Regions from separate parts of the Homo sapiens genome. Here region 2 is linked to region 1. The links are chromatin loops, found by intact Hi-C in ENCODE. Cell type or tissue: right lobe of liver. All regions are shown on one strand. Links, peaks and the distances in the headings refer to the core of each region. The heading gives the core; the rest is flanking DNA.

What was found. A loop is a pair of places that touch in the nucleus more often than their neighbours do. Peaks named below come from ENCODE experiments on the same cell type or tissue, not always from the same donor. Only the 100,000 strongest peaks of a DNase experiment are listed, where the experiment ranks them.
Region 2: it touches region 1 in a loop (2.3-fold over the local background); 11 of 110 quality-filtered maps call a loop at or near these places.

The regions. Positions count from the first base shown.
Region 1 is chr11:109,955,241-109,965,623 of GRCh38, reverse strand. All of the region lies in intron 1 of LOC105369484 (a long non-coding RNA gene), which reads right to left. Among named protein-coding and RNA genes, the nearest start is that of ZC3H12C, 130 kb to the left of the region's middle. In right lobe of liver, for the core only: no CTCF peak of the experiment used is centred there; a DNase peak (open chromatin) is centred at 4,543.
Region 2 is chr11:110,179,727-110,190,109 of GRCh38, reverse strand. It overlaps a transcript of RDX not described here. Among named protein-coding and RNA genes, the nearest start is that of ZC3H12C, 92 kb to the right of the region's middle. RefSeq lists an enhancer at 7,724-8,412. In right lobe of liver, for the core only: no CTCF peak of the experiment used is centred there; no DNase peak of the experiment used is centred there.

The DNA of each region.
Region 1 (10,383 bases), core at 800-8,799:
AGATCATGGGCATTTGAGCCACTTTCTCATGTAACTTACTTGTGCCCTCAGGAACAGCCTGAGCTCCATCACATACATACCACTTCCATTTAATGATGGAATGCTGCTCTGCATGACCCACTTTATGGCTAGATGGGTCAGAAAGCAACCAGTTCATGATAGGCAGTTCAGGTTGCATGGTGACTTGATGACCCGTAGTCAAACATTCAGTTTCCACCAAAGCCTGGTAACAGGCCAAGAGCTGTCTCTCAAAAGAAGAGTAGTTATCTGTGGAAGATGGCAGGGCCTTGCTCCAAAATCCTAGAGGCCTCTGCTCTGATTCACCTATGGGGGCCTGCCAACGGCTCCAAACAGCATCCCTATCTGCCACTGACACCTCAAGCACCATTGAATCTGCTGGGTCATATGGCCCCAGCACTTACACAGCAGCCTGGACCTGCAGCAGAGCCTTCTCCTGTTCTGGACTCCATTCAAAATCAGCAGGCTTTTGGGTCACTTGATAAATGGGCCAGAGTAACACACCCAGATGAAGAATATTTTGCCTCCAGAATCCAAATAGGCCCACTAGGTGTTGTGCCTCTTTCTTGGTTGTAGGAGGGGCCAAATGAAGCAACTTATCTTTCACCTTAGAAGGATATAAAGATATATAAAGATATAGGCCACACACCACTGGAGCCCTAGAAATTTTACTGAGGTAAAAGGTCTCTGAATTTTAGTTGGATTTATTTCCCATCACGTGGCATGCAAATGTCTCACCAATAAGTCCAATGTGTTTGCTACGTCTCGCTCACTGGATCCAGTCAGCCTAATGTCATCAATATAATGGGCCAGTGTGATATTCTGTGAAAGGAAAAAGTGATCAAGATCTCTGTGAACAAGATTATGACACAAAGCTGGAGAGTTGATATACCCCTGAGGTAAGATAGTGAAAGTGTATTGCTGGTCTTGCCAGATGAAGGCAAATTGCTTCTGGTGGGCCTTATGGACAGGAATGGAGAAAAAGGCAATTGCCAAATCAATGATTGCATACCAGGTACCAGGAGATGTGTTAATTCATTCAAGCAATGAAACCACATCTGTTACAGCAGCTGCAATTGGAGTCACTACTAGGTTAAACTTATAATAATCCACTGCCATTCTCCAAGATCCATCTGTCTTCTGCACAGGCCAAATGGGAGAGTTGAATGGGAATGTGGTGGGAATCGGAATCACCTCCCCTGCATCTTTCAAGTCCTTGATGCTGGTGTTAATCTCTGCAATCCCTCCAGGGATGCGATATTGGATTTGGTTTACTGTTTTTCTAGGTAGAGGCAGTTCTAATGGCTTCCATTTGGTCTTTCCCACTGTAATGGCCCTCTCCCTACCTGTCAGGGAGCCAATGTGGGGGTTCTGCCAGTGGCTAAGTATGTCTATGCCAATTATGCATTCTGGCACTGGGAAAACAACAGGATGAGCCCAGGGACCCACTAGACCCATTGTAAGTTGGACCTGAGCTAAAACACCATTAATTACCTGACCTCCATGAGCCCATACTTTAACTGGGGGACAACAATAACATTTTGGGTCAGTTAGAATCAACATCAGCTCAGAGTCAGTGTCTAGTAGTCCCCCAAAAGTCTGATCATTCCCCTTTCCCCAGTACACAATTACTCTGGTAAAAGGCTGGAGGTCTCCTTGGGGAAAGATGGGAGAAAGATTAGCAGCATAAATTGTTGGTAGTGTAGTGGGGTCCTTTCTCAAGGGAACCTGGCCTCCCCTTCATTCAAGGGGTTCTGGGTCTGTAAACTGGCTCAAGTCTGGAAACTGACTGAAGGGCCATGATTCTCTATTTTTATAATTGAAATTAGTCTTGTCCACTTGATGTGGAAGTTTTCTGCTTATACAAATCAAGTAAGAATGCAGTAGGCTTCCTATCAATTTCACTTCTAGAAGCACTGTGATTAATTAGCTAATGCCAGAGCTCTACTGGAGTCAGACTATTCTGATTGCTGCTTTGCCCCTGCTGTCCATTACAGTAACTATGCCCACCTTGCTTTTGACGGTTGAGGGCTGCCACTTGGCCACTGCCACCTTGAGATCCAATTACTCTCATTGCATTTAAATTTTCTAATTAAGTGACTGTGGTTCTCACTGTAAGATCTGGCATACGGAGAAGAGCAATCACAAAGCTCTTCAAGGATATAGGTTCTCCCCTCATAGATCTATTTTGGAAAGTATTGGTGAAGGGTATGTCTTCTGGACCCTCCCAGCTGGAATGAGTAGGTCTAAAGTGACTAATCCACTCTAGTATTCCAATCTCCCTAAGCCTTTTGATCCCTTCCACTACATTAAACCAGGGGAGATCAAGCATTTCCAGCTCACTCACAGTGGGCCATCTGTTAATCTATATTTCAGCTAACCAAGCAAATAAACTATTAGAACCTTTTTAAACTCCCTAAGCTGCAACATTAAATGCAGGATCCCTTCTTAGTGGGCCCATATCAATAAATTCAGCCTGATCCAACTCTATGTTCCTTCCACCATTATCCCATACCCTTAATGTTCATTCCCTTGCCTATTCTCCAGATTTCTGCTTATATAAATTAAAAGACTCAAGCAGTTCTTTTGGAGTGTAGTGCACCTCCCCATAGGTCACACTCTGAACCTCGCCTCTAGGGGTCTGCGGGGACTTGAGTCTACTTATTGGTCTAGAAGCAAACAGGGGTGTTGGGGGTGGGTCCTGAGGAGAATCAGCATTGTCTTGCCTGGTAACTGCCTCAGAGGAGGCCATCACTGTTGGCTCAGTCAGTGCAGGGTTTAACTCCTCAGATAAAGGTGGAAAGGTTGATGGCCATGTTGGTGGGGGAGGGGATGTTGCCACCACTGAGGGTGGGGAGGCTGTTTCCTCTGGCAAAAAAAACTCATCAGAGTTTACAAGCTCAGTGTAGTGAGGGTCCTCTTACACATCTCCATTCCAAGTTGCAGAGTCCTATTCTTTTCCAGTCAATGCTCTCACTTTAACAGTAGACATCTGATGAGGCTGAGCATGCACCTTTCCTTGCAGGTTAGCCATTCTCATTATAAGAGCTTGTGTCTGATTTTCTGCAATTTCAGTCCTTTGTCTATAGGAGATAAGAGTCTCACTTGGGGCAAACTTAGAAGACTTGAGGCTCAGTATGTGCTTCTAGAGCTGGAAGTTAGAATCCCTGAGCTCATCCTTTCCTTTCATCACTTTGTCCAGTGAACTTAAGAGCAACCAACCAACTTCATTATATTTCTTGATTCTCCACATATGGTCAAAGGTATTATGTATAGAGTCACTAAACTCCTTGCCTCTCATGAGCGATTAATCAGGAGTATCAAATGCATTTAGTTTGCATAACTCTCTAAACAGTTCACTCCAAGGACCATCGGTGTTCTCCAGACTGTTAGAAGTAGAGTCCTTAACATTTTTGAGTCTCATCATATTAAGTAGCCAACTCCAGAAACCCCAAAACCAACTAAAGAAATCCATCCTTAAAATTCTCTTCCTCTAGAACTGCTCCTGGTACCAAAACCTGGATTAATCAGGGTCTTCTAGAGGGACAGAACTAATAGGATAAATGTATACATGAAGGGGAGTTTATTAAGGAGTATTGACTCACACAATCACAAGGTGAAGTCCAACAATAGGCCAACTGCAAGCTGAGGAGCAAGGAAGCCAGTCTGAGTCCCAAAACCTCAAAAGTAGGAAAGCTGACAGTGCAGCCTTCAGTATGTGGCCAATGGCTTGAGAGCCCCTGATAAACCACTGGTGCAAACCTGAGAGTCTAAAAGCTGAATAACTTTGAGTCTGATAGTTGAGGGCAGGAAGTCTCCAGCATGGAAGAAAGATGAAGACCAGAAGACTCAGTGAATCTCGTCTTTCCAACTTCTTCTGCCTGCTTTATTCTAGCCATGTTGGCAGCTGATTAGATGGTGACCACCCAGATTGAGAGTGGGTCTGCCTCTCCCAGTCCACTGACTCAAATGTTAATCTCCTTTGGCAACAACCTCACAGACACACCCAGGAACAATACTTTGCATCCTTGAATCCAATCAAGTTGATACTCAATATTAACCATTACAGAACCCATCTCTTATCATAACTTTTCAAATGCAATTCAACAACCCGCTTACCCTATCAGCATTGCGAATTGAAACTTGCTTGGTCATCATCCCAACTTTATCAGGTCCATTGTCTGTCTTTTGGTTTATTGAAAGTAACAGTTAAAACAAATGCTTTACTTTCACTACTATATAACATGGACCACCATTTTTTCCAGGCTTTTAGAACAATATTCTTCTTGTCTAATTTCCAGTCCTAAAGCTGATGGCACATATTTTGGGATTTGTTATGGCAGGACCCCACTTCCAACATATTCAGCTATTGCCACCATAATGCTCTATAACAAACAACCACAAAATCTCAGAGGCAGGCAGCAGTAAGCATTAGTTTCTGGCTTATGTGGACTGGCCGGGGTTTGCCTCCGCTGCTGGCTGGGAGTCAGCTGGGCTTAGCTCCTGACCTTGAGTTGGGTCCAGGCCTGCTCCCTGTGTGGTTGTTCTGCAACCCTGGCTGCATGAGCTTTTCTCATTGCAGACAATCACATTGCAAGAGAACAAGCCCAACCACATCAGCACATTCCAAGCCCTTGTTTGCATCATGCTGTGGTAATCATGTCTTTATACTCTGTTTTTGTTGATGCTTTGACATCTTGGGGCCTTGCTGACCCTGGAGTGACTACTTCTCCCAGGGTTAGCTAATTCCTAGAGATAGCAAACTACTGGCCTAAGAGTGCACCTTTCATACACAAACCAACTACTCCAGAGCTCATACCCCCCAACACCTCCATTAATGAACTCTTACATTCTGGGCCGATACTCCAGGACCAAATACCAGACAACTGTACCATAGAGTCCACTGAAATTATTCAAAGTGGCCAATCCTAAACCTGCTTACCCTGCCTTGCCCATTATTTTTCCCGCAGAAATGACAATAAAATCTTCTCCCTGCTTCCTCTGCCCTTGACTGACCCTGGTGCTTCCCCATGTGGCCCTGCATTATGGTGTGGCATGCCCTTTTGTCTTGGGGTCTGTTGAGTGTAACAAACTATGTTTACAGTGGTAGCTGTCTCCTGATCTGTTGGCTTTGCCATATCTTAAATAATAAAACCTACATTAAAAAATATTTGTCCACTAATAACCCTTTGGCCAATGTAAATCACTTGATTAATCCCAAAGTCAAGGTGTTGGGAATAACTCTCTGCTCACCAGCCTGGCGAAAGTAAAGACATATTTCTATTAGAAGGGAGAAAAATTGGGATGCTCTTCCCCAGAGTGGCAAGAGTGTGGATATATAATTCTATTAGAGAGGAGTGAAGAATTGAGACCAATAATTCAATCTGTCACCACTTTATATGTATATATGTGCATACATGATGTTTGATTAAAAAATTGAGATATGCAATATGATGTCAAATATGTAAAACAGAATCTCTGTAGAGAAAGAAGTCTTGAAGGAAAGACATTGGAATGTTAATAAGGCATATCTTTGGGTGCTGAGACTGTGGATGATTAAAATTACTCTTTCTTCTATTTTATGAATTGTCTTTCATGAGACTATATTTATTTTATAATTTACAAATATACTGTATTAACTAGAAGCTGAGTCTTCTAAGTATTAAACTAAAATTCCTTGAATATTTTCTGTTTGGGATCAGTAATGGTCCTAAAAGCAGAGCAAGGAGGATTTGCCTAATTCCACCTGGGAGATCAGAAAAGTCTTTTTTTTTTTTTTTTTTTGAGACAGAGTCTCGCTCTGTCACCCAGGCTGGAGTGCAGTGGCACTATCTCGGCTCACTGCAAGCTCCACCTCCTGGGTTCATGCCATTCTCCTGCCTCAGCCTCCCGTGTAGCTGGGACTACAGGGAGAACAGAAAGGTTTCTATGGCAGGGAATAGAGGGTATGACAGGGGTTGTCCTCTTTTGTTCTTTGCTATTTAAAGTTTGGTCCACAGATCACCAGCATTGGTGTCACCTGGGAGCGTGTTAGAAATGCACACTCTCAGTTCTCATGCCAGAGCTACGGAATCAGAATCTGCATTTTAAGAGGATTCTCCAGGTGGTTTGCATGCACATTAAAATTTGAGATGCACTGAATCTATTCCATACCGTTTATTTTAGCATCATTTAAAGTAAATGCATTTTTGCTTCATGATTCAAAATGGCTGGTAGAAATTGTTGTTATAAAATGCAAAGATAGTGAAATAGGCTAACAGATGGGCTGGCTTAATGACCAAATACTAACAATTCTCATACAAAAAAAATGAATTATTCAGTCTATAATATTTATTGATTGACAGTCTGATGTGGGCCCCTGTTACAGGTTGAATAGCATTTCTCTAAAAATTGTAACACAGAACTATAATTCTGGGAGGTATTAGTAAGACATTAATGGGCCCCACTGTATTAGTTTCTTATGGCTGCTGTCATAAATTACAACAAACTTGGTGGCTTAATACAACACGAATTTATTATCTTACAGTTCTGGAGGTAAAAATCTGAAAGAGGTCTCACTGGGTTAAAATAAAAGTATCAGCAGTGCTGCATTCCTTCTGGAGGCTGGAGCTTCCCATACTCCTCTGCCTCCTGACATCTTCAGAGCCAGCAATGACTGGTCAAGTGTTTCTCATGCTAAATCACTCTGACACTGTCTTCTGCCTTCCGGTTCTAGTTTTAAGGACCTTTGTGATTATATTGGATTCACACAGATAATCCAGGATAACCTCACTATTTTAAGATTGGCTGATTAACAACCTTTATTCCATTTGCTACTGTAATTCCCCTTTGCCTTGTAAAGTTCCATCCCCTTTGCCTTGTAAATTTCCAGGGATTAGGAAATGGACATCTCTGGGAGGCCATTATTCTGCCTACCACATCCATGAAACGCAGATTCTGTGGTCACATAAATCTGCAAGTAATATTTCTTTCTTGGAGCTTTGCAATGTACATCGGTATAGTCAAGGCTCCGAGAATTTTTGGAGTAAAGAAACCCCTTTAAGTTTGCTCAACCTAGGAACTCTTTGCTTGCACATTTCATGAAGCTGAACCAGAGAAATATGGGGAAATTCAGAGAAAATTAAAGAACTGTTTTCTGCCCTAAAGGAATTGAAGACAGCTTTTTATTTTCTCAATCATCGATTGCAAATTAATACTGAATTCATTAGCGCTGAGGGAATGCAGGGCAGAAGAGGGAGTGGGAACATCTGTAGAAATCAGAAGCCCTAATTACCAGGCTTCTGTTCCATACAAGGCAATGATGAGAACAGCGGTAGTTGTGGGAGTCTATGCTGATTTCCCTTTCACCATCGACATATTGTGGCATTATGAATAATTTAAAAAATCTGCCTGGGTCATTTTCTTAATCTCCGTGACTCCGTATCTCATATGTAAAGTTGGGTTAACATTCTCTCTTTCATCCAGTATGATTATGGGCTTTTAATTAATGTTAAAATGCTCTTTTTTTGCATTCACATGCAAAAGGAGTTATTAAATTTTGGTGCCAAATATTATGATGGTAATGAGAACTCGCTCACCAATATCTCATTACATGTGCAACTTTTTCCCTTAATTTACTGCATAAATCACCCATGGCTACACACAGTATTATCCCTATAGCCAGAACAGCTTCTTTCATCTTTTAGATATCTCATGTTGAAACCAAGAAATACAAGCTAGAAAAAGCTGAGTCTTATTTTAAAAGTTCCCAGAAGGCATTTGTTTTATGTGGTGAGCATAATGATTGCTTACAATAAAAAAGCCTTGAAAGGTCTCACTTGTTCTAAGATTATTCATGCAGCAATTATGCTATTGATGTCAATTTGTTTTTATGATAATATAAACTATTCTGAACCCACTCAACAGTGCATAGTATAATGCTTGCAATCTTCCCCATGACCTCTCTTGCTAAGATACCTATTCACTTCCTTGATTAGAGAAAACCAAGGAATATAGGCATTTTAAAAACAGATAAAAGTTTTGATCATTTGAAATCTAAAAATGAATCAGAACTTGTAATTTTAAAGTGAATAATCACAAAAGAGAGAAATAGCTGGGTACTCTGACTTATATTCTAGATGACGTTATGTATCACAGTACAAATATTGTCCAAGTGAGCTCCCCTAAATTGTGTGTGTGACATAAAGGGAGGGGAACTTGTATTTATTTTGTAGCTTGCCAAGAGCAAAAGGCTGTCTCAACTTAAATTTTGGACATCTTAAGTTTGTTCATCTTAAATTTGGCTTTGGATTGCTATAGGTTTTCGGGTAACTATTCATATTTCAAATGATGTTATTATTTTGCTTCCGAAGGTTCTTACGTGTTTCTGTAGAATAGGTAACATATTAACGTATTTCACTTTAAAAACAGTAATTGTGGTTACTTTGCCTGCGTGAGTCTATATGTAAACGTGTTTGAAATAGTTATTGAAAGAAGATGTGCTCCCTGATCTTAATGAGGTTAAATCTCACTCTTGTTTCACTGTTTCAAATTTTATTATGATCTTAAATTAAGGTTATATTCACATGGACAGAGCAAAAATTCACCACTGGCATATCTATTTGATGCTGTCAGCCATGTTCACAGCCAGTCTGCAAAATTCATTAGTTATTATGTAAAAGGTGCTTTTAATCCTCAGTAGCAGGATTCTTTCCTTATTTACTTTCCTTTTGCCTTGTAGATATAATTTGAGCAAATAATTTGAAGATGGGTAAATAGAAGTTTGACTGAAGCTGATGAAAGTAAGCACATTGATTAATATTCTTATCATTTTTATAAACTGCATTACAGAAATACATAATTTCTGTAAAATAAAATGTAAAAACAGGCATGGAAGTCAGGGCAAAGGCATATGACTAGAGAAAAGTAAAATGAAACCAAATGTGAGGTGACACCTGGAAGGCAGCCTGTTCCTTTAACACACACAAGCACTCATTCAGGCTAAACAGTGTACACACTCATTTCCAGGTGGGCCACACTATTTAGTTCTATATTTTTAGTAGCCCATGAAATGAGGGGAAAGTGGGTTGGGGGAAATGGGCTAAATGTATAGAGTTGAAATTAAGTATGCTTGTGTAATGGCTCTATTGTTCTCTAAAGTGAGCTGTTCAAAGAACAAAATTTTAAAATTCACTTACCTCTGTAAGTTTCAGAAAGGAGGGAAGTGGTGTAGCTGATCATCTGAAAATATCAGATGATATAGCATAGTCCTATTTTTAGCTCTGAAATGCAACCATGGGACTTTAAAACAACATCCAGTATCTTTTGTTAGAGATGCCACAACCAGTCACGACTGGCTGGCACTGCAGAAAACAGAAAGTTATGGCAAAGGGAATTACTGTTGAGAGCAAAGAACTGGGGGAAAGGCGTCATGCAGTCATTGATGGCTGGTGGGTTCGCTCCAGTGGTACAAGAGTTTTGTGTGTGCTTAAAAATCAGAAGCAGCCACATGTATTCAACCTGTGTTTTTCATCATCAATGACTATGGGTGAAAGTGCTCTTGATTTTGAATGCTCACATGTCTGGGTGCCTTTGGAAATGTGCAATCTTGTCTTGGCCCTTTTAGTGACTGGCTTTGTAGTCCTGAGATAATTGCTTCCTATTTCATCGTCTATTTCCTCTCAATACAACGTGAATTAGATGGCCTTCGAAGACCCTTCCAGGACCAAAACTTTAAGCAGGTCCCACAAACCTCACACATATAAACACGATTCTTTTTTTAAACACCTCTACAGTTGAATTCAAGTAGCCCCTATTTCAATAACAGTGAGAGAGAAAAAAAAATAAATCAAATCAAGTAAACAAACAATAAACAAATTAACCTTGTCACTTTGATTTTCTTCTGGTTTAGAATTTAGTCTTTCGGTGTAATTACCAAGAATTTAAATTTTGTTGATTCAAAATTCAGGTTGTCAGGGGTGTCCTTTTCTCTCAAGGGCTCCTGTAACTCCTTGCCCCTGCTCTCCTGGATGTTTCCCTCCTCCTTTTTGTCCTGCTTTACTGCTGATGAAACTGGAGCGTTCCCTGACCCCCCCTAGCAGGACATGCAACAGGGGTGTAGCTTGTCTGTTTGGCACTGTGCATACTCAAACTCCTTACAGGAGGGGGAGCATGCAGATGGGCAGGTGCAGGAGCCGGACCGAGCACCCCTGGGCCCAGGCCCCATGGCAGTGTCTGTGGGTGGGATCCTGCAACCCCCAAAGCCCAAGTGGGCCTGTGTTACAGTGTGCTCTTTTAGCCTTGCTGTCCACGGATGGCTTAAGTGTTAACCAGCTCAGTGCCCTCTTCGTACCTAGGTCTTTGTCTGGTGTCCAGGAAGAATTGGGT
Region 2 (10,383 bases), core at 1,315-9,314, 220 kb before region 1:
CATGTATTCCAAATAATTTTTTTTTTGAGATGGAGTTTCGCTCTTGTTGCCTAGGCTGGAGTGCAATGGCACGATCTCGGCTCACCACATCCTCTGCCTCCTGGGTTCAAGCGATTCTCCTGCCTCAGCCTCCCAAGTAGCTGGGATTATAGGCATATGCCACCACACCTGGCTAATTCTGTATTTTTAGTAGAGATGGGGTTTCTCCATGTAGGTCAGGCTGGTCTTGAACTCCTGAACTCAGGTGATCTGCCCACCTCGGCCTCCCAAAGTGGTGGGATTACAGGCATGAGCCACCACACCTGGCCAAAAGAATTTTTTTGATTCCTGCCTTAATTTCATTGTTTACTGAAAAGTCATTCAGGAGCAGTTGTTTAATTTCCATGTAATTGTGTGGTTTTGAGAGATCTTCTTTGTACTGATTTCTGTTTTTCTTCCACTGTAGTTCTAGAGTATGGTTGGCATGACTTCAGGTTTTTTAATTTATTGAAACTTGCTTTTTGGCTGAGCGTGTGGTCAATCTTACAGTATTTTCTGTATGTAGATGAGAAGAATGTATATTCTGTGACTGATGGGTAGAATAGTCTGTAGCTGTCTATTAGGCCCCATTGGTCAAATGTCAAATTTAAGTCCAAAATTTTTTAGTTTTCTGCCTTGATGATCTAATGCCGTTGGTTGAGTGTTAAAGGACCCCACAATTATTGTGTGGCTAAGTATTTTCATAGTCCAGAAGTACTTGTTTTATTAAGCTGGATGCTCCAATGTTGGGTGCATATATATGTTCAGGATAATTAAGTCTCTTGTTGAATTGATCCCTTTGTCATTATGTAATGCCCTTGTCTTTTTTTTTTTTTTTTTTTTTTTTTACCTGTTGTTCATTTAAAGTTTGTTTTATCTGATATAAAACTATTGGCTCCTGCTCTCGTTTATTTTCCATTTGCATGATAGATCTTCCTCCAACCCTTTACTTTGAACCTATGGGTGTCATTAAATGTCAGTGGGTCTCTTGAAGATAGTAGATGTATGGGTCTTTGGTTTTTTTAAAGTCGAATTTGTCACTCTGTGCTTTTTACGTGGGGCATTCAGAACATTGACATTCAATGTTAACGTTGATATGTGAGGTTTGGATCCTATCGTGAAGTTATTAGCTAGCTATTTTGTAGTTTCTATTGTGCGGTTGCTTTATAGGGTCTGTGAGCCATGTATGTAAGAGTGTTTTGTGGTGATAGGTATTGTTTTTTCATTTCCATGTTTAGAACACCCTTAAGGATCTCTTATAAGTCTGGTCTGGTGGTAAAAAAATTCTCTTAGTGATTGCTTGTCTATAAAAGAGGTTATTTCTTCTTTGCTTATGAAGCTTAGTGTGGTAGGATATAGCATCTTTGTTGGAATTTCTTTGAGAATGCCATAAGAAGCCCCCAGTCTTTTCTGGCTTGTAAGGTTTCTGCTGAGAAGCTCCCTGTTAGCCTGTTAGTTGTGTTTGGTTACACGAATAAGTTCTTTAGTGGTGATTTCTGGGATTTAGGTCCACCCATCACCCGAGCAGTGTACACTGTTACCCAATATGTAGTCTTTTATCCCTCACCCCCCTCCCATCCTTCCTCCTAAGTTCCCAAAGTCCATTGTATCATTCTTATGCCTTTGCGTCCTCATAGCTTAGCTCCCACTTATAAGTGAGAACATACGATGTTCGCTTTTCCATTCCGGAGTTATTTCACTTAAAATAATGGTCTCCAGCTCCATCCAGGTTGCTGCGAATGCCATTATTATTGTTATTATTATTATTATTATTATTATTATTATTATTATTATTTTGAGACAGAGTCTCGCTCTTGTTGCCCAGGCTGGAGTGCAGTGGTGTGATCTTGGCTCACTGCAACCTCTGCCTCCTGGGTTCAAGTGATTCTCCTGCCTCAGCCTCCCGAGTAGCTGGGATCACAAGGGCGCACCACCATGCCTGGTTAATTTTTATATTTTTGGTAGAGATGGGGTTTCGCCATCTTGGCCAGGCTGGTCTTGAACTCCTGACCTCAAGTGATGTGTCTGCCTCGGCCTCCCAAAGTTCTGGGATTACAGGCATGAGCCACCATGCCCGGCCAATGCCATTCTTTTGTTCTTTTTATGAATAGCCCTATGCACTTCTGTTGGCAGGTTTTATATTGGGCAGTGTGGTTTGATCTACAGGCCAGTGGATGGCACTTGTGGGTAAAAGCCAGCTGCAGCCAACACAGATGGGTGTATACTTGATCCTTGTTACCGGAAGAAGCTCTCTTTTTTCCTCAGGCAATGGGTTGATCTGTGCAGTGCACCATGGTCCGAACTCCCTGCTCAACCCCCGGAAGGGGAGACCAAGATGGGTGGGTGGACAGGACCAAGATAAGTGGGGCTGGACTGGGAATGACTGCTTACAGGTCCCCTAATGGCAAGCATAAGCACCAGTGCAGAGGAAGAGGTCCAATGGGCAGCCATCAAGCACCCAGAGGTGTGCCTAGGTATGGAGCTGGGGAACTTCTCAGCTCCAAGTTCTCTGCACAGGGAGTGGGGGCATCCTAAACTCCTGCTCTAGGAGAGTGAGTGGGTGCTCCAGATTGCTGGAGATCTGCCTGGAGGATCAAAAATGGCCCCCTGCACCATGATCTCTGCTCAGGAAGGGTGGAGTAACTCAGGCTATCTGGGTAGGAAGGTGCTCTATATGCCTGGAGATCTGCCTGGGCATGAAGCAAAGAGAGCGCCTCCTGCACCACAAACTCCATACAGGAAGGATGGGGTGATCCAGGCTGCTAATCCATGGGAGCAGGTGCTCCAAATGCCTGGAGGTCTCCCTGAGTGTGGAGCAAAGAGGGCCCCGCTACACCAAGGACTCACTCAGGAAGACTGGAGCAGTTCAGGCTGTTAGTTCAGGTGAGCAGCTGCTCCAAATACCTGGAGATATGTCTGGGGGTAGAGTAGAGAGGGCCCTGCTGTGCCACGATCTCTAAGGCACCCAGTAATTACACATGCAGACGGTTCCAGGGTGCCAAGTTGGCTCTGACTACAAATCTTTTTGCCCAGGAGAAACTGTGGCCGTGGCAGCCCTCCTCCCACTCCAGGCCTGTGACAGAGGAGAGCACAGTTCCAGTGCCTACTGCTGGGACACCTTCCACATTTGCTGCCCAGTTCTGGCTGTGGAGGGCCCTACCCTGCTCCAGAGCAAATGCTCCAATCTCTAACCTGAGACTAAAATGCCTGCATGGCTACACTGCCAGGGTCACCAAAGAATGACTGACTTTGTATGAGCCTGGATTAAAAGTGGCATCCTTCTCTTGATCCCGGGTCTGGGAAAATATCTGCCACTTTTCCGTGTCCAAGCTGCTTCATAAGTCCGCTCCAGGGCTTGGGAGAAATGAAATGCTCTCCCTTGGCCTGGGTTGTATGGAACCCCTGCGGAAAGATGGGCCATGAGGGACTCTCTGACCCTCCTAGTTTCTGGGGCGTCACTCACTTTTATTGGCTGGGTGCCATCATGGGGGCTGCCTGCCTACCTTCTCCTTGGGATCTGGGATGTCTTTTGTTATGCTGATGGATTCCCATTTTCCATCTTAAAGCTCACAGAATTGATCTTTATGCACTATTTTGCTATTTCCAAGTGGCTGAGGCATGCTAGAAGCCTGTAATTCACCATCTTGCGGGGAAAAAAAAACGAGTGATGAAGATTGCCTATGTTCAGATACCAAAAAATGCATTAAGATAATGACAGGTCAAAGCACCACCTAGTCAAAATCTTTCTGAGGAAACAGAACATACTTGGCTCTCACTTTTCATGCCCTGTTGGCTGGATTTCTTCTTGGCTCTCTTCTGCACAGGGCAGAAAGACTGCAGTGTGTGTTTATCATTGGGATGCTCTGATGGGAAGCTGAAGTCTCAGAACAAGAACCCACTTTTCTTCACGCGTGAATTGCCCACACCCGTCAAGCTGGGCAGTGACCCATGAAGAGTGCTTCTGTAACTATCAGATGTCAGTCCTGGTCAAGTTCTATTCCCAACTGTGTAAGCCCAAAGCTGATGGGTGTAGCAACACAAAGCGGGGAAGCTAGTCACTAATACTTAGGAAATGCATTGGTTTGGGGGGCTTCCCTCCTCCAGCGTGGATGCAACAGTCATCAGTCAGCACCATACCCTTTCCCTGGTGGTCCACTCATTTGCTTCCAGGCAGGTGGGATGAGTTGCTTGACTGGTAGGTTTGTAGCCCAGTCCTGTTCCCGGATTTTCCTTTGGGGAATGAGCTGTCTGCAGGAAGCATAAGCACCTCCACGCCATAGTATGCTCTTCCATGCCATAGTTTCACAGAGGCCAGGCTCCCACCTGGGAGGGGCAAGTCTGGGGTTCAGTATTAGAAAGCCCAGTCGCCACAGGCATAAGCCCACATTCTCTAGTGCTAGCTTTATCAAGGATGAAGGTGGTCTGACAGCTTCACGGCCTTATTCTTTTGCTTTGTTTCTCAATGGATTTAGCCCGTGGTTCTCACTCGAATGTGCAGCAGAACTGCCTGCAGGAGTTGTGAAAACACACATGCTGGGCTCCGCTACCAGAGTTTCTGATTCAGCATGTCAGCAGTGGGGCCCAAGAATTTGCATTTCAGACAAGTTCCCAAGTGAAACTGAGGCTGCTGGACTGGAGACCACACTGAAGACCCAAGGAACACTTGGCTAAGAGAAGGCATTCTGTTATTGTTCCCTCAAACTCCAGAAGAACCCAATGTTCTCAAGGCTGTCTGAGTCAGCTGGGCCTCCTTTGCTAACCTGGGGCTGGCAAACAGTCCTCGGTCAGCATGAGTAATTCTTACAAATCAATATCCTCTTCTAGCCCACGGCCTTGGGGAGAAACAAATGATTATGGATTATCCTCATTTCTGTTCTATGCAGAAAGCAAGATGAGTCAACAGCAGCTGTACATCAGCCCTGAAATTGCTATTTTAAAACAGAGTTTGAGACATGCTCAGTTCTCCTTGGATAAAACCTTGTACAGCACTGTGCACAAATAAAGACTTTTTAATAATGATGGAGCTAGTGGATTTTAATGACTTGTCATTGAAGTGTAAAAGTACAAACATTTGCGGGTTAGGGAACCGTGTGATGAATGCCAGTGGATTCAGGAGAAGGCCAGAGCAGAGTGTGTCCCCGCAGACATCCCTAGTGCTTTTCTCAGGCCCTAGCCCCCCCTCCAAGGTCAGCACCGTCTCAAACTCTAACAGGTAGATATGTTTTATCTGGCTTGCACTTTATATAATTGACATCATTCAGCAGGTTCTATGTGTCGTGTCTGCTTTCTTTTACTCCACAAACGCAATGAATTCCTAAAAATGTCTCTCCTCTGATCATCCGTGTTGTTGACCACACATCCTTCACTCCAGCCTCTGTGAGTGGGCTGCCCGCTGCACACCCCGCCTCCCACCTGCAACAAGTTTTTGCAACTTCCTGGCACAGTGTGGCTGTTCCAGTACAGCCAGTTCCCTCTAGGACTTTCCCATCTCCAGGGCTTCCTTCAGGCCTCCCACCCCCATCAGAAGGGGTTTCCCTTCTTCCCTCTGCCGATTTCCATCAGTCAGAGCAGGTGAGGCTCTACCACCCACCCTGCAAGGCTTACACCTTAGAGGCCCGTGCCTTGCTCTCTGTTCATTTGGGGGCATCTTGTTCTGCACAGTCCCTCAGGGACCTGGATTTCCCTACACCAGGAGGAACATATGACCTCTTAGGCACCATGTCAGGGAGACAGAGGCTGGAGAACCCCACAGGGCTGTTCACCGCCTGGGCTTGGGAATGACACCTGTCTCTTCTGCCAATATTTCATGGTCAGAGCTAGTCATATAGCGAGTTCTCTTGGCTACAAGGGGGATGGGAAAGGCAGGATAGCAAAGGGAAGATTTGGTGAACATCCCTGTTGCTGCCACAGTGCTCAGATCAGCTCCGTCTCCAGCGCCAGATTGTTCTATCATCCCCTCTGCCCTTGGGCTCTCACGTGCTCCCTCTCCCTCCTGTTATTCTACAGTATCTGTATCTTGCACACTGGTGGTCTTCCAGGGGACATGTCTGGGGATGTTTGTGATTGCTGAGATTTGGGTGTGTGTGGCACTGACATCTAGCAGGGATAGGCCTGGGATGCTGGAAAACATCCTACAATGCACAGGACAGCCCTCCCAACACAAAGCACGGCCTAGTCCTAAGCATCGATAGCAGCGTGGCCAGAGCCCTGTAGTCCAGGGTGCCATTTCAGCTGGCGTAGGTCTTGCCTACTCCTGCTGAATTGCAACTCTGGGGAAAACAATCATGGTGGCCTAAAGCCAGGCTTGGTGACAGACTGAGTCCTGCTGCCCTGGCCCCTTCAGTGGGCCTGATGACTCTAGGAGAAATGAGGGACAGAAGTGAACAGGTAATAGAGCAGTGGCAGAGAAAAAAGGTCATCTGAGTGTTATTTGTAATGGCTTCACCAGGCTTAAAAATATAGCAGATAGTCTGGGTGCAGTGGCTTATGCCTGTGATCCCAGCACTTTGGGAGGCAGAGGCAGAAGGATCGCTTGAGACTAGGAGTTGGGGACCTGTCTGAGCATCATAGTGGGACACTTTCTCTACAGAAAAATAAATTGGCTGGGCTGTTAGCGTGTACCTGTAGTCCCAGCTATTTAGGAGACTGAGGTGGGAGGATCACTTGAGCCCAGGAGTTTGCAGCTGCAGTGAGCTGTGATTGTGCCGCTGTACTCCAGCCTGGGTGACAGAGCAAGAACGCAAGAACTTTTCTAGTATCTATCGATACAGATATACATATATTAATAGCAGATGGCAAGCCAAGTAGAGCTTCTCACCTGGAGTGCTCCTCCCTCCACGTAGACTGGGCACTGGGCTGCATCGCCACCTCTGAGAGGAGCTGGCAGGTCCTGGGTGTGTACACTCAGGTCTGCTGCACCCTGTACCCACCATATTTCTTCATCAGTGGCTGTTTTTTCATTGGTGGTTGAACCAAGGTGCGGGTAACCCACATTAGCAAGCTTGAGTCATCACCCTTCACTGTCCTCACAGTGGGCTGACTCCTGTGGTCTGGCTGTGCCTAGCATTGGTTTGGGATGAGTCGCATTCTAAGGCCAACTGTGCCATTTTCTGCTGCATGACTTTGGGCAAATCATTTAGCCTCCCTGGATTTCAATTCTGACGCCTGTAAAAGAATGATTTGCTCTCTGTAACATAGATATTTTATTTTGTTCCTCCCCAAATACATAGAATCCGTAGACGCTCAGAACTCATCTTCAGTTCCTTCTGGTTTAACTAAATGCAGCAATGCTATTCATATGTCCTGTTACCCCGGACAGCCTGCTCACCTGGCCTTGAGGGATGGTTGTCAAAAGTTTCCCTAAAGGCAGAAATGAAGAGACTTGGTACAAGTTCTGAGAAACCATTGCCCATGGCAATGAGGAACAGGATTACCCAAGAGAATTACCATTCTCCTATTCATTCATTCAATAAGTTGTTGTTGTTGTTGTTTGAGACAGGGGCTGGCTCTGTCACCCTGGCTGGAGTACCGTGGCAAGATCTCAGCTCACTGCAACCTCCATCTCTCAGGCTTAAACCATCCTCCCACCTCAGCCTCCCGAGTAGCTGGGACTACAGGTGTGTGCCACCACACCCGGCTGGTTTTTGTATTTTCAGTAGAGACGGGGTTTTGCCATGTTGCCCAGGCTGGTCTCAAACTCCTGAGCCCAGCAATCCAAGGACCTTGGTTTCCCAAAGTGCTGGGATTACAGGCATGAGCCACCATGCCCGGCCACATTCATTCAACAAATATTTCTGACCCTCCTCAAAGTCCTGGGCACTGGAGATGCTGCACAATGAGTGGCTGGAAGGCGTCTCTGCCCTCCTGGAGCTCCACCTCTTCCGCGTCTCCCTTGGCACCCAGCACTGCGGCAAGGAATCTGTGGAGCTCAGTAGTCCTCACTCGCTGAGAGCTCAGAGGAGAAGGGTAGAATTGGAAGTCTCAGCTTTTTCCACTCAGAAAGCTGCTAAAGCAGCTGCTGGGTGTCTCTCCCCCACCTTCTCTTGTGCTGGCCCTGGAGCACAGTAGGCATGGGAGAGGGTGGCCGAGGGAGGAACAGGGAGGGGTGAGGAGTGTGCAGATTGCCAGGTGAGGGGGCCTTGTACCCAAGTCATCAGGAGTTGATGGAGCTGCTGATGACTCCAGGGTGTGCCTGGGTCTGAGTCTGAGGTGGTAACAATGTCTCGGAATAAAAGCTGCCCCCTTTTTTTTCAGGCCACTGCTGCAGGACAGTGAAGCTGACTTAAAATGCCCCTGCCCTGGTAAGCCACCTGGTGTATGTGTGATAACATGGCCTTGGACGCCTCTCTTCCCTTGCTCTGTTGGAAGTTGGTAGATATGCTCCGGACTGTACAGCCTGGTACTTGCCTTTGTCCATTGCCATTTCTGGGACCACCCTTCAAAGCCACACATTGTAAAATGAAGGCACAGGGGCCATGCCCCCATTCTTGGCCAAGCCCTGAGGCTCTGCTGCCCAACTCTTCTAGGCCCCTTGACCTCTTGTCCACCAGGGCACAGGGCAGTGGAAGATACTGGGAAGGGGCCAACCTCACATAGCTCACGACCTTAGAGGAGCATTAAGATGCAGCCCTGGCCAGGCGCGGTGGCTCACGCCTGCAATCCCAGCACTCTGGGAGGCCGAGGCGGGCAGATCATGAGGTCAGGAGATCAAGACCAGCCTGGCCAACATGATGAAACCCCGTCTCTACTAAAAATACAAAAAATCAGCTGGGCGTGGTGGCGGGTGCCTATAATCCCAGCTACTCAGGAGGCTGAGGCAGGAGAATTGTTTCAACCCGGGAGGCGGAGGTTGTAGTGAGTCGAGTTCGCTCCATTTGTAGTCCAGCCTGAGTGACAGGGCAAGACTCCGTCTCAAAAAAAAAAAAAAAGATGCAGCCCTGAGCTGGTGTGCGTGTGTGTGTGTAGCCTGGGTCCTGGCCACCACCTGAGCTGCTCTAATCCAGGCAGATCCAGACACATTCCAAGGTGATACCTGGAATGGGGCAATGAAGCAGTTTTGTCCACTCATTCATCATATGTGAACGGAGCAAACAAATCAACCAAGGCCCTGCCTTCATGGAGTGTGTGTCCCAGGACCGGGCTGAGCGATAAAGGAGCCACACAGTTCATCCGAAGGTTTCATGCTGTGGAGGAATATAACACGGGGCACATCCAAGAGGGGGGCTGGAGCTCCGATTTTCTAAATATCAGGACGGCTTCACTGAGAAGGTGATGTTTGAGCAGATACCCAAAGTGAGAGAAGGATCCACGCAGCACCTGGAAGGATAAAGCCAGGCAAAGGGAATGACAAAAATGTGGAGGTTGCAGTTAGCCGAGATCGCACCACTGCACTCCAGCATGGGGGACAGAGCGAGACTGTCTCAAAAAAAAAAAAAAAAGTTCTGAGATAGGAGCATGCACACAGACTGAGGAAACTGCAAGAAGGCTGATGAAGGGGCCTGGAGCCCTACAGAGCAGAACTAGAGGAACAGCTTCACGAGGGTGACCACAGAGCTGTGTGTGTGCTGCCTGCTACAGTGGCCCGGGGAAATGGGTAACTGAAGGTAGGGTGAGACCTGCCGTGAGATTGGTGACAGGGGACTCCAGCAGGAGACACTTTCTTCCTGGCCTGGAGAGGAGGGGAAGATTCCGACCGCTGAAGTTGGGAGGGAATGAATCCCAGCCCAAAGCTGGAGCTAATGAGGAAAACCTTGGCCATATGGGGGTTGGGGAAATAGGATGGGGTCCAATTTGGCTGGCACATAGCATGATGAGCGCTGAAGGACAAGGCAGATCTACACAGTCAATTTCACTTTTGCAACTCAATAGCTTTCTTAAAGAACAAAGTCCAGGGCCAGGCGCCATGGCTCATGCCTGTAATCTCAGCACTTTGGGAGGCCAAGGCAGGTAGATCACTTGAGGTCAGGAGTTCGAGACCAGCCTGGCCAACATGGTGAAACCCCTTCACTACTAAAAATACAAAAATTAGCCAGGCGTGGTGGTGCCTGTCTGTAGTCCCAGCTACTCAGGAGGCTGAGGCAGGAGAATCGCTTGAACCTGTGAGGCGGAGGTTGCAGTGAGCTGAGATTGCACCACTACACTCCAGCCCGGGCAACAAAGGGAAACTCTGTCTCAAAAAAAAAAAAAAAAGAAAAAAGAAAAAGAAAAAGAAAAAGAACAAAGTCCAGAGCACTGCAGGGAGGCCTAGAGGCTGAGGCATTCCATAGCTGGATCTGCAGGTACAACTTAACCTTGTTAGATTTTATTATTATAATTGTTTTTTAGACAGAATCTTGCTCTGTTGCCCAGGCTGGAGTACAGTGGTAT